Regions from separate parts of the Homo sapiens genome. Here region 2 is linked to region 1. The links are chromatin loops, found by intact Hi-C in ENCODE. Cell type or tissue: B cell. All regions are shown on one strand.

Region 1 (8,000 bases):
ATCCACTCACCTTGGCCTCCCAAAGTGCTGGGATTACAAGCATGAGCCACCGCACCTGGCCATAATCTCTTTTTATAACCAATTATATGCAATTGAAACTGGGAAATTATCTATGGGACTCCTAAATAACCTGTGTTAGAAGGGTTCTTATTGCAGTCAAATACCCCCATTTTCTGACTGTTATCCAAATGCTCTACTACTTCCCTGATGATCAGCCATATAGCTTCTGCTCTAATACTTTTGCTGCAAGCTCAGAAGAACACTTTCCCATTATCTGTTTTATTGATATAATGTTTTCAAATTCTTTTTGTTTTGTTTTTCTTTGAGGAGTTTCACTCTTTCGCCCAGGCTGGAGTGCAGTGGTGCAATCTCAGCTCACTGCAACCTCCGCCTCCCGGGTTCAAGCAATTCTCCTGCCTCAGCCTCCCAAGTAGCTGGGATTATAGGCGCCTGCCACCATGCCTGGCTAATTTTTGTATTTTTAGTAGAGACAGGGTTTCACCACGTTGGCCAGGCTGGTCTCAAACTCCTGACCTCAGGTGAAGCACCTGCCTGGGCCTCCCAAAGTGCTAGCATTACAGGCATGGGCCGCCGCACCCAGCCAATATGTTTTCAAATTCTTTAAGGAGCAAATCCTGTCCTTCTCACATATTGAAGGCTTTTTGAAAAATAATGGACTCTATCTTGCTTCATATACCTGCCCTCCAGCCCCAGGTGCCAGCATGGCACTGAACATTGACAAGGAAATAAAGAAAACCTCAGGAAGAAAGTGGGCCAATATATTTGGTAATAACTGTAATGAATACAAACGAATCTTTGGATATTGGCTCTCCCACTAGAAATAGCCATTTCGCTGGCTGGGTGTGGTGGCTCACACCTGTAATCCCAGCATTTTGGGAGGCCGAGGCGGGTGGGTCACAAGGTCAGGAGTTTGAGACCAGCCTGGCCAATATGGTGAAACTCTGTCTCTACTAAAAATACAAAAAATAGCTGGGCTTGGTGGCACAAGCCTGTAGTTACAGCTACTTGGGAGGCTGAGGCGGGAGAATCGCTTGAACCCAGAAGGCGGAGGTTGCAGTGAGCTGAGATCACGCCACTGCACTCCAGCCTTGGCAACAGAGTAAGACTCCGTCTCAAAAAAAAAAAACAGCCATTTCTCTTACCTGCCAATTTAGACTGTAAATTTCATAGGCATAGGATAAAACTTTCAGTACAATCCATAGTAGAAGGTAAAAGGCTGGAGGGATGTTTTTATAATGCCAGAAACAGTTACTATAAAACGGACTGTAGGGCCTCCTGGATATACGAAGTGTGGGGCACCTACAGTAATCTCTTTGGCACTGCAAAGGGGCTCCTAATCTTTATTTTTCTTTTTAATTTTTTTTATTTTATTTTATTTTTTTTTTGAGACGGAGTCTCACTCTGTCGCCCAGGCTAGAGTGCGGTGATGCGATCTCAGCTCACCGCAAGCTCTGCCTCCCGGGTTCACGCCATTCTCCTGCCTCAGCCTCCTGAGTAGCTGGGACTACAGGCGCCCGCCACCACAACCGGCTAATTTTTTGTATTTTTAGTAGAGACGGGGTTTCACCGTGTTAGCCAGGATGGTCTTGATCTCCTGACCTCATGATCCACCTGCCTTGGCCTCCCAAAGTGCTGGGATTACAGGCGTGAGCCACCGCGCCCAGCCCCTAATCTTTATTTTTCTTACCCTAAAAAGAAAAGACTCTCCTTACCCTAAAGTCAACATGCAACTTGTGATCTCGACAGATGGGGCAGGGATTCCCAACAACTTTATTCCGACGCTGTAGAGAGAAAAAAAACAGCAGTTAAGGATGTTCAAACACGTCAGAAAAAGTGCTGCTGTTACTGTTACTTGTGGCCTCCCCGCACTCCACATCCCACTCTCAGAAACTCACAATACATGTCTTCCGAGTCCGCTGTGGGGGTACACCACCCTTGTGGTTGCGGCGGTAGTCAGCCCAGACGGGGCGAGAACCATATCGCTCCTGGTATTCTGAAATGAAAGATCATACAAGTTATTCCTGGGTGGGAGTGTAGTGGGTGGCTCTGTCCACTTATCTCAAATCCTATCTGACCCTCCCTTTCCCCCTTTAGAGGTACCTTCTGATTCCAGATATTTCCAGGGCTCATCCTTATAAGGAGAAATGGGAACTGAGGACAAAGAATCTTCCTCAGAGGGAGCTTTGGTGCAAAGAGTCTGGAGGGGAACCTACAAAGGAGAAGAAAAAAATAAAAGAATGAGTTTAAGGAAAGGACTAAATTGTTTTGCTTATCACACTTTGGAAAGGAGGAATGCACACATACTGCATTAATGGAATATAACAGGAATGCATATGTAAGTTAAGTATTTTTGTTGGGTTTAAATTGACATAAATCAACAACCACTCTCCTTTTCTACAATTGGATCCTGAAAGAAAAGCTAAGTTAGGGGATATATGCCTAAAAAACAATCTTATTTCAGAAGACAAATAAAAAGTCTAGTACAAGGCCGGGCGCAGTGGCTCACGTCTGTAATCCCAGCACTTTGGGAGGCCCAGGCAGGCGGATCATGAGGTCAAGACATCGAGACCATCCTGGCCAACATGGTGAAACCTTATCTCTACTAAAAATACAAAAATTAGTTCGGCGTGGTGGCATGCGCCTGTAGTCCCAGCTACTCGGGAGGCTGAGGCAAGAGAATCACTTGAACCCGGGAGGCGGAGGTTGCAGTGAGCCAAGATTGCGCCACTACACTCCAACCTGGCAACAGAGTGAGATTTCGTGTAAAGAAAAAAGAAAAAAAAATCTAGTACATAAAAGGTATTCTTGCTTTTTGGAAATAAATTGACTCTGGTGGAAGAATAAAGTAAGAGGAAGGATATCTAGGTTCTTGGAACTAAGATGTGTGGTGGGGAGGGGATGCAGAAGACAGGTGAGTCTCCAAATCAATCCAATGAAGTCACTGAGTTGCCCATTTTCATAAAAGCTGAAGGTCAACATTCTACAGGGCAGAACAAACTTGAGTCCTAACGCTAGTTTTAAAGCTACCAAGGCTGTTATTATTTCTGTGTTGACCTCTGTCACCACTCTTCAGTCCCACTTTAGGGAGTGGCAGCTGGGCAAGCCTTCCTATCTCACCGTGCCCCACCAAGAACCTCCAGAGAGGTGAGTACACAAGACTGGAGGGAAACCTCAATTCAAAGGACGGAGTTAAGCTCTCATAACTCCGATAAGAAACTGATTTAATAAAGAGAGCTGAGAAACTGTCCTCAGGTCGTAAGAATATATCCTGACCTTATTGAGAAATAGCAAGGTTGGTAGAAATTGGGATCCCTAATTTCCCCAAGGACATTCCAGAGCAACACAGATTTAGTCACCACTTGCATAGTTAACAGCTGGTTGTGGCGCTCGCTTGGGGAGTACATATGTTATGCTAAAATTGCAACGATACAGAGATTAGCATGGCCCCTTAATTAGTTAAATAATTTTTAAAAAGCTGGTTATGCATGACTGAGGGTGGACAGGGGTCAATTCCATCACTTAAGTTATTTTACTGAAATGGCATTTTGGAAAAAGGATGATACCTAACCCTGGCGTTTAGTCCTCGGCTCGGGATTAGAAAATGCGCGGGGTGTGGGGGGGGGGTTGCAGGAAGTACTGCCTAGACAGCTAAGACACACGTGGGAAGGTCTCCACTCGTGGATTCCTGACAGTGGAGCGACAACCTCGAGAAGGTATAACCAACTTGAGGTTGTGCAAAATGTCTTTCGAAGAGTTACCTGAACTCTGTGAGAACCTCGGAAGAGAGATAGCATAGGAAGCCGCCTCAGCACGGTGTTTAATACAGACGCCGCCATCTTGACGTACGCCCAGGACAGGAATTGACGGAAAGGCAACTGCGCATGCTTCAGGAAACTGAGTAGGGCAGGGCCAAGGACAAGCCCGCAGTGCGGAAGGCGGCCCCACGTTTGCGTCAGGACGGAAGCGTGAAAGGGAAGGCATGGGGGAGAAGCTAATTTCAACTGCGTCACAATCGAATTAGACCCCAAAATTGCGGTTTTTTTTGGCCAGTCACTACGACTCTTAGATCGCATTGTTAAAGTTTGCCTTTTAAGCAATTTTGAAGGCGATTTTTAGCGGTATCCTCTCAGTGCGCATGCGCTCTTAGGTTTCTACCAATCCTGGGTGAGAAATGTTCTCCAGGGCGGAAGTGGCGGAAGCAGAGGAAAGGGAGGTGCTAGGCTCCTGGTCACGCGCACGCGACAGGGAGGCAGGAAGGAGGCGGAAGAGAGTGCCAGGGAAAGGGGCGGAGCAAAGGTGAAGTGAGAGTAGCCAATCAGTTGGCGAGTTGTCATTTGGGTTGACCAATGAGTTCACGCCTCGCGTATAATGTCTCGCGACAAGGGCGTTTCACTAGCACGTTTGGGCGCGTTGGGCGGCGTCCGGGTATAAAAGACTCCACCCGAGCGGGCGGCCGCCATTCTGGGGTTCGTTTAGAGGTAAGTTTGCCTACTTTGTCGTCTAGTGGGTAAAATTTTGCGGAGAGCGTTGGATCTGGGAAGCGGGATAGGGATGGATGGGTTCATTTGAGAGCCACGGCTTAAAGCGGTTGCGATCAGGATGGGACACAGGTTTGTTTGGGGACAACAAAGATGGCATTTGTGAGTGTTTTGAAGCAACCCGTACTGATTACATCTTTCTCCCTTGTGTTCCTTTTATCCCAGGTTTGAATTTTCTCGGAGAAAGACAGGCCGGCCACGAGGAAAACAGAAACAAGCCGCAGCAACATCTAAGCCCTTGAAAGGATCCTGAGAGAGGGGGGAAAGGGAAAACAGCAGCCACCAGCCCAACCACTTGTGTCTTCTGCCCCTTCCCACCTATCTTGCCCACCCCACCAGCCCACGCTGCTTGGGACTTGAAATCTGTGGCCGAAGGACCGTCACTACATAACTTCAAAAATAATCAACCACCCTCCCTTCCCAAACCACCCAAATTCACTCATCCAGCGTTTACTTTTTTGAATCCACTCAGAACTTTTTTCTGCGACCCCCCTCCCTAAATGGAGTTGGGTGGGGGGGAAATGAATACTGAGTTGGCCTTTATTTTTTAAAAGACTTTTTGATCCAATGAGGCCCCCTAAATAATTGAGTTTTGGGTCCTGGTTGGTTGTTTTATTTTTTTTCCTCCAAAATTTTACCCCCTCCCCCCTGAGCCCGAGGTGCTGACGTCGCAAAAAAATTGGATAGTAAGTGTCGAATTTTCAAAAACCAGCCTTGCAACAAGAAATCAACGTTTCCCGTTGTGAAACCAAAAATAATGAGAGGAAGAAATGAGACCATAGAACAAATAGAGAACTGGAGAAGGACCAATCTGGTCACTTAATCTCCATTAAAAAGGGCCTGTGGGTCTAAACAGTCTTGTTCTCTCTCCCCTACCACCTATCTCTTCCCTGCCTTGCTGCAGGCAAAGAGAGGGTGGAGGGAGGGCCAGCAAGTGAGGATTTTGATGGTTAACCCTTGGTAATCCAGCCAATTTCCAGACTGCCAAAGCCATATGTGTTTATATAAGGAGGAATGGTTACCTTCCTCTGGTTAGCAGCAGTCTTCAAAAGGGTTAATGAGCTCACATACAAGAGATGGTGGATCTTGTGGCCCAGAAGTACCACTTCTTTGTGTGTGAGACAAGCAGGGTGCCTTTCAATTTGCCAGATTAATAAGCAATCTGTACATAAAGATTGCAGGGTAAGGAGATGGGCAGAGAGAAGTAATAGCTCGCTATAACTTTTTAAATGACTGTTAAATCCTCTCAATTTTAATGTAATTTGCTTGGGGTATATTTGTGTGGTTAAAATAGGTGGCAATCTAGGAATAAAGATTGCAAGACACTTAGGACAAAATATAATCTTAGTGCCAGTACATACAAGATAATAGTTGGGGAGGTAAAGAATGTCTTATAATTGTTGCAGATTGCATAGGTATTTAAAAGCAAAAGAGTGATTAACATTTTAACTTGATATTTTTTGGTGGGGGAGGTACAGTTAAATAGAGGGTGGAAAGGTTGGGAAATGTGGAATTTAGGAGTATAATTTTAAAAGCCATTTAGTGCAATTGAATGCTAGCTTTCTAAAAGATTTGTGTCGTTAAAAGGAATTTTTTTCTTCCCTGCTTCAATATGGCGACTTTCCTTGTCCTTTTGTCTTCCAAGCGGCGTTGCAGGTTGTGTCTTGACCCATTTTTTTTCCTGTCCTCCCACCTCAACCCTATTTGTTGAGAGGGGTCCAAGTCCTTCCTCCCCCTTTCCCTCTATAGGGAGGATGGGGGTGGTCGATGGTAGCCGGTTGAACCTCCGTTGCAAATTCAGTTCTTCCCTGCAGAAAATTGTTCTTTTTAATATTTTAATTGCTTTAATTTTCACTACGCTCTTACTGATCAAAATAGGTCAAAGATTATTCACGATGGGGAACTGGTTTTTGATTTTTTTTTTTTTTTTTTTTACTAAAAAGGTGTTTTATAATGTAACTGAAGCTACCGGCAGAGCCGGGTGGCTTTTTAGTTTAAGTCCTCTTTCTCCATTACAAAATGGCGTCCCTCCGTCTTTGTTGTTTTTCTCCCCCTTTTGCCATCCTGAGCTTAGGGCCGCCCTAGAAACTTGGTCAAGTGGGAGGAGCAGCCTTGAAAGGTGATGTAATCAGCTTTCTTCCTCCTCTCTCCACCCTCTTGAAGCTCCACCCCTGAGCAGATGCTTTTGCACTGCCTGTGCTCGTTGCTGCTAGGGAGAAGACATTTTCCTTATTTTCATTATATAAAATATCTTAAAGGGATAGGAGCTTATAGGAATTAAGTATCAAGGCTGTCCATCTCTGTGTAGTTCTAGTTTTTATAGAACCAGTTTTTATTTTCACTTTCCTTCACTCATCACAACTGCTTGTAATTTTTCCCCACTTCAGCTGCCAGGGGTGAAAAAACAGGCAAACCTAAGACTGGGAAGCTTTGAGGATGTGTGTGAGCGTGTGTGTATGTATATATGTGTGTAGAGGGAGATGGGAAAGACACAAGGGCTTGCAAGAGTAACTTGGAGATAAACGGGCCTAATGACACTGAAGTGTGCCATTTCTGCTTAGGAACCAGTGGGCCTCCTGCATTTGGTCGCTTTGTGTAATGAGAATCGGGGGAAGGTGGGTACTTTTAGGACTTTCTTCTAAATCGCCCTCATTCCCACCTCTCAGTTTGGGGATAAACTGTATTCAGTGCTGTATCACGTTCTGCACTTGATTAGTTCCTGTACATTGGTACTAGGATAAGAAGTGAATCTTTAGGAAAGGAGGCGGCAGTTGTAAACTCAAGGCAGGGGGAATCAAGCTACGGTTTCTGGTAAGCAAAACCTTTCTGGTATTACATTTCACAACTTTCATTTTTTTTTTTTCCCCAAAGAGCCACCTTTTTTGAATTTCTTTTTCCTTCCCTTCTAAAAGAAATTCCTAAAAGCATTAATGAAAAAATGATGTCCTCTTCATTTTTCAACTCATGCAGTGCTGTGGCATTTGGTGCATGTTCAGAAGCCATGCCCTATCTGAGGGTGGTATTGGGTGTCTGGTTCCTTTCTTCCCCCAAATTTTTCAAAGTCAAATCTTTATCAGACTCTCCATATAATTTTAATTTTTAAAAGTCCTGCACTGAAGCGTGGAGGTTCTAGGCAGAATTGGAAAGTATAACTGCCCTCTGGTGACCTGGGTGAGACTTAGGGCTAACTTCCTACTGGGTACAGATTCTCAAATTATTACTTAAGCTTCTGGATTGGATGGGAGGGACTCTTCACATGTCTGTTGACTACAAGCTTTTTTTGTTTTGTTTTGTTTTTTTCTTTTAAGCAGTTTGCCATGTGCCTCTGCAGCATATCTTCCTTGGGAGCTGAACATTCTACCCACTGGGGTTCCTGATCTCTAGTGAGCCAGGGGATTAATAAAGAAGATCTTCCTTAACATGGGAGATGGGAAGCCAGGT
Region 2 (8,000 bases), 290 kb after region 1:
CTGTCCTTTTACTGAATCTGAGATAGCTGTCATCAACTCTGTGTCCTTTCTCAACTCTTTCCATTTTCTTACTGAGGCAACTGCCTATTACCATCCAAGCAACCTTCTGTACCCTAATATCTCTCTTTAAACCTGTCCTCCCATCCACCTCTGTCCACCTACAATAAAAACATGGTTATTATACTGTAAGTTACCTGAAATCTTGTTTTCAAGAGTAACATAACTAAGCAAAGTATATGATAAAATGCTAACACATTCATATCTCTGTTCCCTTTATTCAAACATTTTCCTTTGTCTCAGCAGTAAGTTAAATGATATGCCATGTTACCCATTACCTAGAGAAGCTGCAAACAATTGAATGGTTCAGCTTAGTCCGGTAGGTATCAGTCTCAAGCGATATTACCTATGCCCAATAACCAGTGTGAAAACAAGGAGCATTCTGAGCAGGCAGGCAGAATGAAGAAACCAGACTACTTTTCAGTTCTTCCTAAGTTTAATCTTTTCCATGTGGTTTCATTCATTTATGAAAAATATGACCACACATACCAATATTCACCCATAAGACTCACATGTATTGCAAAAGTCAGAGAGAAATTTTAGGGCACTTCTCACCATTGCTCTTTTTCAGGCTAGAGGACAACTGATCACACATACTGTGTGCCCCTGCATATGCAGCTCTGAGAATACAAAGTGAGTAGTAGGAGCTTACGATCTCTACCTAGGGAGTATCTCATCCTCTGCCGCTTCTCCCTTTTTACCCACACTGACATCGTGTGTCTGCTTCCCCACCTTGTACTCCTGTGTAGCATCGTCCAGTGGCACAACGGTGTGGGCCCGGTGGGTGTGGGAAATTGCACATATCAAGCATACAGCCTCCTGGTCCTCATAACAGAAAAGGCTGAGGGCCTCATGGTGTTGGGGGCAGAGGCTCTCATCCCGGATCTTCCGCTTGACGGCCTGGAGCTGCTTGGCAATTTCCACCATACTGCCTAGTTGCCGATTAGGTCGGAGACTGCGGTAGCGGGATGTCTTTCGACAGACAGGACAAGGGAAGTCCCTCTCTAGGTCCTCCCACCAGCGGGTGATGCAAGCTTTGCAGAAGTTGTGCCCACACTCAATGATGACAGGTTCCTTCAGATACTCCAGGCACACAGAGCAGCTCGCCTCCACCTGTAAGTTCTCCAAAGCCGCAGCTGTAGAGGCTGCAGAGGCCCCAGCCTCTAACAGACTTGTCTCTGCCATAATTTAACTTGGGAGTGGGGAAGAGGACAGAGAAAATAAAAATATTAATTGGAGGTTTTTTCTTTTTTTTTTTTTTGCATCCCTGACCCGACATTTATCCCTATGTTAAGTCCTAACTCCAGATTTGCCCCTTCTTGTTATTCTCCATCTTCTCTTCCAATCAATTCAACCTCTTTGTTTCTCCATTTTCAAAACTTGTGACTCCCAGCCATCAACCTTTTTTTTCTTGTTAGTAAACTGACACACAACCCCCAATTGATCTATCTTGTCTCTTACCTCTGCTTTCTCTTGTTAGAAAGAGAAGCTTCCTTCAACTCTAGCTCAGCATACTTCTCCTGATCCAGGCTCATTCCACTTATATCTTAGAACCAATAGTTCCAGACACTGTATCCTCGTTTGACATACGTTTCTAACAGACAAGAAAGGAATCTGAGAAGTAAAAAAGTCATAAAAATATTAACATTTCTTAAATTAACCATATTTTAAAGTTTAATGTTATAAGAGCTTTATGATTAATCCACTGGAGTCTAAGCTTGATTCTCTGACACTGTTCTCTCATTCTTCTAAATCACAATATCCAACCTTTTGGCTTCCCTGGGCCCACTGGAAGAAGTGTCTTGGGCCAGACATAAAATACATTGACACTAATGACAGCTGATAAGCTTAAAAAAAAAAAAGTCCATGCATAACTTTTGTTCTATCACCACCACAGAAGGTCCATGCATAATTTTTATCAGCCACCACAGATAAGCAAAGAGAGTCCTCATATTGAAAGGGTTAGATACCACTGCTCTAAAGGCTAACAAATGGAATGAATGAGGCAAAGGCAACCTCCTCTTTTCAGGAAAATCTGAAATTATTCTTCCTTTTATCCATCAGACTAGCCTAAAGGAAATCTGCTCTCTTCTTGGAATGACATTTCACGCAACATTCCATTTCTCTTGTGTTCATCTGGACACTCAGAACTGCTGAAAACTGATAAATTATGGCAACCATATTAAATATTGCTGAGCTCAGGCCAACGACTTCTTGAAAAGAGAGCAACGAGTCTATTTGTAGTGACTGGAATCTTTCAATATAGCTATTGATAACTAACACCCTGGGCATAGTGTGTCTCCAACTTATAGGTCCTGGAGTGGTTGCGAATTAAGAGACACAAAAGAGGCAATGAGATCTCCCTCAAGCGCAGCCTCAGAAGAATTGGAAATGCATAGGAGAGATTTATAAAACACAAGGCTGGCCCCCTACTCCATCCTTAAAACATCCATACTTTTAGCCATGGGTAAGTTGATTTAACTATCCCCATAACCTTTTCTCCTCCCGACCCCCATCCTTCTCCAGGGACCTACTGGAAGGAAGGAAATTTGGTAGATCTATGTGCTGAGAGATAAGTGGCCATGTAATGAGGTAGGTTAACAACAATTGTTCCTGTATATATTGTTGGCACACACAAATGTGTTTGATTTGGAGTAGGAACTGATAACTTCTTTGGATTTGAATTTCTTCTGTCAGCAATAGGAGAGAAGTTCAGTCAGATGATTTCTATCTGTGGGAATCCAACTTTGACTTGTGGTGATCCTACCCCTTCCTCAGTCTTTTACAAATTAAGTGGCCTCCTCACCTGAGACGAGTAGAACTGTATGCACAGTAAGGCACCAGGACGGATCTAGACTGGCAAAGAAGTGGTGAGAGAAATGGGGAAAGGGTTAGGGAAGAAGGGAGAGGACTCTCAACTACAGTCATAGTGAGACCTTGAGTGCCTCTGCGTTAGTCCTTCCTCTTCCTCTACTCCTTGTGTCTCAGCTGAAGGGCAAACTTCAGGGACAATCTCATTTTGTTTCTACCACTGTTCAGGGTCCCACCTTGCGACCCTCTCCTGAGAGGTTGTCCACAACTCTGTCCCACCCCCGTTCTCCATCTTCTTCCGCCAGATCTGGGGCTGGGGCATTGGAGAGGGGAAAGAGGAAACGTCGTGGCTGGCAGGGTAGGAAGGGATGCGTGTCCAGGTGAGAAAGAGGTGTGACGTGCAGATGGGATGCCCGCCGCTATGACGCTGCCGAGACCCGCGGTGACTGCGTCAGAGTTTCACCCGGGGAGGTGAGCAGCAGCGGGACGGGGGAACGGCGGGGTAGCCAAGCAACGCCGGACGCGCTGACGTCGCCGGGGCGGCAAAACGTCCGCCCGGGCCCGAGGCGGGCGGAGGCAGCTGTGGTTACGTGCGGGGGGCCGGTGACGCAGTCGCGGGGCGCTGGGACGCGGCTTGCGGAGCCGGCCGGCGAGCGCAGGCCCCAGGCTCGGGCGCGGCGGCGGGACAGCACCTACCTTCCCGGCTTCGGGTCCGGGAGTGCGGGGCGCGGAGCCGCCGGAGCGCTGCCTCCCTCCTTCCTCCTCCCCTCGCCCCCGCCCCGCGGCGCGACACACAATACTCGCCGGAAGCGGAAGCCGCGCCGAGGCTCGTGTCAGTGGAAGCTGGGGTGTCGGCGGGCGGCCGCGGCCGGGTCTAGCGGTGCCTGCGGAAGAAGGAGGAGGAGGGCTGGCGATGAGAAGCAGCAGGGGGAATCAAGGGCAAGAAGGGACCCAGAGGGGCAGGTGGCTGAGATGCTGGCGTCCAGGTGACCCGAGGAATCCTCTGGAGATACAGGCCCGCGCATGCGCGTGCTCGAGCGCTGAAGCCCATTGCCCGCAGGGCGCTGGACTGGCGCCCCGGCCGGCGAGGCTGTCTAGTCCAGGCTCCAGGCCCCGGCTCTGGCCAGGCGCCGCCGCCTCCCGGTGCAGCTGAAAGTCGACGAAGAGGGCGGGGCGGGGGCGGCTTGTGGACTTCCACACTTTTCCTCTCTTCGGGCCAGTCTGGGGAGAGGGTGGCTAGCTGTGGCGGCGGCCAATTACGTGGCGGACCTGCGGGGCTAAGCTGGCACGTCACTTCCGACTAGTGGAGTTTTTAGCCTTTTAACATTCAAGGATTAGGTAAGTTCTCCCCGCGGTAGACTTCAAATACTCTTTGTCCTGCCCCTGCTTGGCGAAATTTACCGAAATTATCTACCTATCCCGCTGGAGTGGGAGCCGGGGGAGAGCTGGAACCGCGTCTCTGCTGCTCACCTTTGTGTCCTTAGCTCCTTCGCATGGGGTCCGACCGCAACACGTGCGCTGGATAAACGCTTGTTAACTGGGTGAGAGCCAAGGCCTGTTCTTTCCACTTCTGGGGCTGTGACTTGAGTTTCTCCGCAGGAGCAGATAGTGTTTGTGTAGGGACTGCGGACTTTTGCATTACAGCCTCCCTGCTTTGCCCGCCTGCTGCTGGAAGCTTAGCAGGTCAGTGATTTTGGAGGAAGTGGGTGAGGTGATGAGGCTGGGGAAGAGTATGCTGGGAGAGGTGTGAGGGGCCCGGGAAGAGGTGATGGGGCTGGGGAGGGGCTAGTAGTGGGTAGAGGTGTGAAAAGGCTGAGGAGGAGGGGTTAGTGCTAGGAGGGGTGTGACACGGCTGGTAGAAAAGATAGCTTGCTCCGCCTCCCCGCCGCCAGCACTAGTCATGGAGAATATTCATTGAAAGAGATGAGCAGATTTTGCTGTACTCTCCTCGGTGAGAAAGGGCCCTAATTTCCGGTGTAAATTGTGCTGCTGTTTACAAACACCCTGCATTATTTAACCTCTCATCTTGGGAGCCAGAAACTATTTACTTGCTGAAAATATAATCCAGTATCTAAGGTATAAAGATTTGGGATCACACATGCTAATTACAGTTGTCTACCTTTACTGTTCCTTTTTTTGTGCCAAGAATTGAAGAAGATTAAATTTGAGAAAATTACATTTGATACCTTTTTTCACATTGCTATGTAGCCGTTAGGGATTTTAGCAGCAGCACTTGTTCTAATTCACAAGATGTCTCACTTGTAAGGGTAGTTTGAAAGCCACTAACTGGGCAGTGAGCCTCCTTAGCCGTGGCTTCGGAGGGAGAGAGAGATTTGGTTTTGATTTGTTAATTTGTGGCGCTTAAGATGTTGATAGCCCTCCTTTCTGGCTTTCTGTTTGTAGATAACCAGGAGGAATGTGATTAGACTAAGGAAATTAACAAGAGGAGGTCCAGTTCTAAGGACTGTGAAGAATGTGCTTGCCTAGAGACTGATATTAAGGGGATTTTATGCTGAATATGGAAGGAAAAAAGGGAGACTGTCTAGGTAAAACTATAAAATTATGAAGCGCAAGTAGTATGACATATAACAGGGCTTGGCAAATCTTTGCTGTAGAGAGCCAGAGAGGACATCTTTTTGGCCTTGTGGTCCATACTCAGCTTTCTCCTTGCAGTATGAAAACATCATTAGACAGTACTAAATGAAGGCTGGGCGCGGTGGCTCACGCCTGTAATCCTATCACTTTGGGAGGCCGAGGCGGGTGGATCACCTGAGGTCAGGAGTTTGAGACCAGCCTGGCCAACATAGCGAAACCCTGTCTCTACTTTTTAGTAGAGACAAAAATTAGCCGGGCGTGTGGCGCGTGTGGCGCGCACCTGTAATCCCAGCTACCTGGAAGGCGGAGGCAGGAGAATGGCTTGAAAGCAGGAGGCAGAGGTTGCAGTGAGCCGAGATCTCGCCACTGCACTCCAGCCTGGGCGACAGAGCGAGACTCTGTCTCCAAAAACAAACAAAAGCTAAATGAGCATGGCTGTGTGTCAATGAAACTTTATTATGGATGCTAAAATTTGAATTTAATAACATTTTCAAGTGTCATTAAATACTCCCCTTGGATTCTGGCCCTCCCTCCCCAGTCATTTAAAAATGTAAAAACCATTCTTAGCTTTTGACGTATACGAAGACAGATAGTAGACCGTAGTTTGCCGACTCCGGACAGGATAATAATGAAATATCCGGTATTTTTCAAGCGATAGTAATTGGGAGAGAGTGAAAACAAGCTATAATCTCTTAATTTCATCTGTCTGTTTACCACAATAATAAAGGGGATCTGAATTCTTAACACAAATTTGTTATGGCCTTTGAAAGTTGCCAAGATTTATGAATGTACGTATATTCTCTAAACAAGAAAAGGTATATTCCTTGTTTAAAAAGGATTACAGTTCAAGAAAAGTGGAATAACACCGAGTTTTGATGTTGATTTATACCAAAGGATTTTCAACACAGGAATATGCAAAAATGAACTGTAATAATGGGATGTAATTAAACAAATTTTAAATATACATTTTTAATATTTTTATATCAATAAGGGAAAACAGAAGCAATCTTGAAATGACTGAGTCATATAGAGCAAATGGGCATATAAGCAGTGTAGGTAGGAAACTGGTTGAGGTCAGATATGATGAGATGGGAGGGATGAAGGCGGGGTTTAATTGTCCAAGACTTGTGAGATTCTTACTCATGAAAAGGCAATATATCTAATCCCCCTCCATTTTTTTCATTTTTTATTATGAAAAATTTCAAACATAGAGACAGTCTTCAGCTTGCTTTTTATACTTTATAGTGGCTTTTATTGTTCCAGTTTGGTGACATAGAGCTACCTCACTCTTTTTAAAGTCTGCATTATTCATTTTGTAGACATGTGATTTATTCAACAATTTTGAGTAGACATTTAAGGTTCTTTCCACATCTTATTAAATAAAGGCTGTCGAGAACATCCTTGTACATATCTCTTTAGATCGTCGTGCCATTATATTAGTAGGATAAATTTCTGGAAGTTTGGCTGCTGGGTTCGAAGGCATGGAAATTTAAAATTCTATTAGATTTTTACAATTATCTTTCCGTAAGTGCCTGGCAAGGTGTCAGAGCCCTGGCACCGGGAAGTGGTCAACTCGCAGGTTGGTAAAATGAATTTACCATACCTACAAACAGTATAGGTTTGAAAAAAGGAAAGTTTATTAGAAAGGAAGAACTGAAACAGCCTTTGCAAAATGATGACTGAGACAGTGAAAGAAATCTAACGTAACCGACTCCATCTTGCTTCTAAGCTCCAAGCTGTTCTTGTTCATTCCTGGGCGTAGGCTGAACTAACTTTGGGAGAAACTTAGTTTATAAACAAAGAGGGTAACAGCCCTTTCCCAAAGCAGACTTCCTTCTTGTCTGAGGACTAGACTAACATTAGCCACAGGATTAGAATTTTTGGTTTAGTAGTCATGCAGCTGGAGGCTGCAAGATTCTGACCCTCCCTAAACTGCTCCTGTGATCAGTGCTTGAGGTATTTTGCAGACCCCGTACTTGATGGGTCAGCTGGCACTACCCACATCAATAAACTGGCTCTTTTTTTTTTTTTTTTTTTTTTTGGAGACGGAGTCTTGCTCTTGTCGCCCAGGCTGGAGTGCAAATGGCACGATCTCGGCTCACTGCAACCTCCGCCTCCCGGATTCAAGTGATTCTCCTGTCTCAGCCTCTCGAGTAGCTGGGATTACAGGCACCTGCCATCACGCCTGGCTTTTTCTGTTTGTTTTTTTTTTTTTGTTTTTTAGTAGAGACAGGGTTTCACAATGTTGGCCAGGCTGGTTTCCAATTCCCGACCTCCGGTGATCCACTCACTTTGGCTGCCCAAAGTGGCTCATCTGATTATGTGGCCCCCACCCAGGAACTGACTCAGTGCAGGAAGACGGTTTTGATTCCCTACAGTTTCATCCCTGACCAATCAGCACTTCTGGCTCACTGGCTTCCCCCCACCCACGAAGTTATCTTTTAAAACTCTGCTCCCCCGTGCTCGGGGAGACTGATCTCCCACACAGCTGGTTCTGCGTGAAGTACTCTTTCTCTATCACAATTCCCCTGTCTCGA

The links. A loop is a pair of places that touch in the nucleus more often than their neighbours do. Peaks named below come from ENCODE experiments on the same cell type or tissue, not always from the same donor. Only the 100,000 strongest peaks of a DNase experiment are listed, where the experiment ranks them.
Region 2: a loop joins it to region 1, with 16 times the contacts of the local background. A loop is called at or near these places in 6 of 110 quality-filtered maps.

What each region holds. Positions count from the first base shown.
Region 1 is chr6:30,613,723-30,621,722 of GRCh38, reverse strand. PPP1R10 (protein phosphatase 1 regulatory subunit 10) reads left to right here and starts at 4,480. Exons shown (of 20, transcript NM_002714.4): 1 at 4,480-4,499; 2 at 4,725-5,245. MRPS18B (mitochondrial ribosomal protein S18B) reads right to left here and starts at 3,883. Exons shown (of 7, transcript NM_014046.4): 1 at 3,780-3,883; 2 at 2,122-2,230; 3 at 1,917-2,014; 4 at 1,734-1,802. The coding sequence starts at 3,857. RefSeq lists an enhancer at 3,654-4,222. In B cell, no CTCF peak of the experiment used is centred here; DNase peaks (open chromatin) are centred at 3,952, 4,292, 5,372, 6,652 and 2 weaker places; H3K4me3 peaks cover 4,482 bases; H3K27ac peaks cover 5,342 bases.
Region 2 is chr6:30,322,560-30,330,559 of GRCh38, reverse strand. It overlaps TRIM39 (tripartite motif containing 39), which reads right to left and starts at 3,633. Exons shown (of 8, transcript NM_001369521.2): 1 at 3,565-3,633; 2 at 1,519-1,671; 3 at 790-1,249. The coding sequence starts at 1,242. It overlaps TRIM39-RPP21 (TRIM39-RPP21 readthrough), which reads right to left and starts at 1,249. Exons shown (of 10, transcript NM_001199119.1): 1 at 790-1,249. The coding sequence starts at 1,242. It overlaps HCG17 (HLA complex group 17), which reads left to right and starts at 4,426. Exons shown (of 5, transcript NR_052012.1): 1 at 4,426-4,551. It overlaps HCG18 (HLA complex group 18), which reads left to right and starts at 3,404. Exons shown (of 3, transcript NR_102327.1): 1 at 3,404-4,409. RefSeq lists enhancers at 517-1,716, 4,954-5,597. In B cell, no CTCF peak of the experiment used is centred here; DNase peaks (open chromatin) are centred at 3,359, 3,659, 4,119 and 4,669; H3K4me3 peaks cover 2,876 bases; H3K27ac peaks cover 3,559 bases.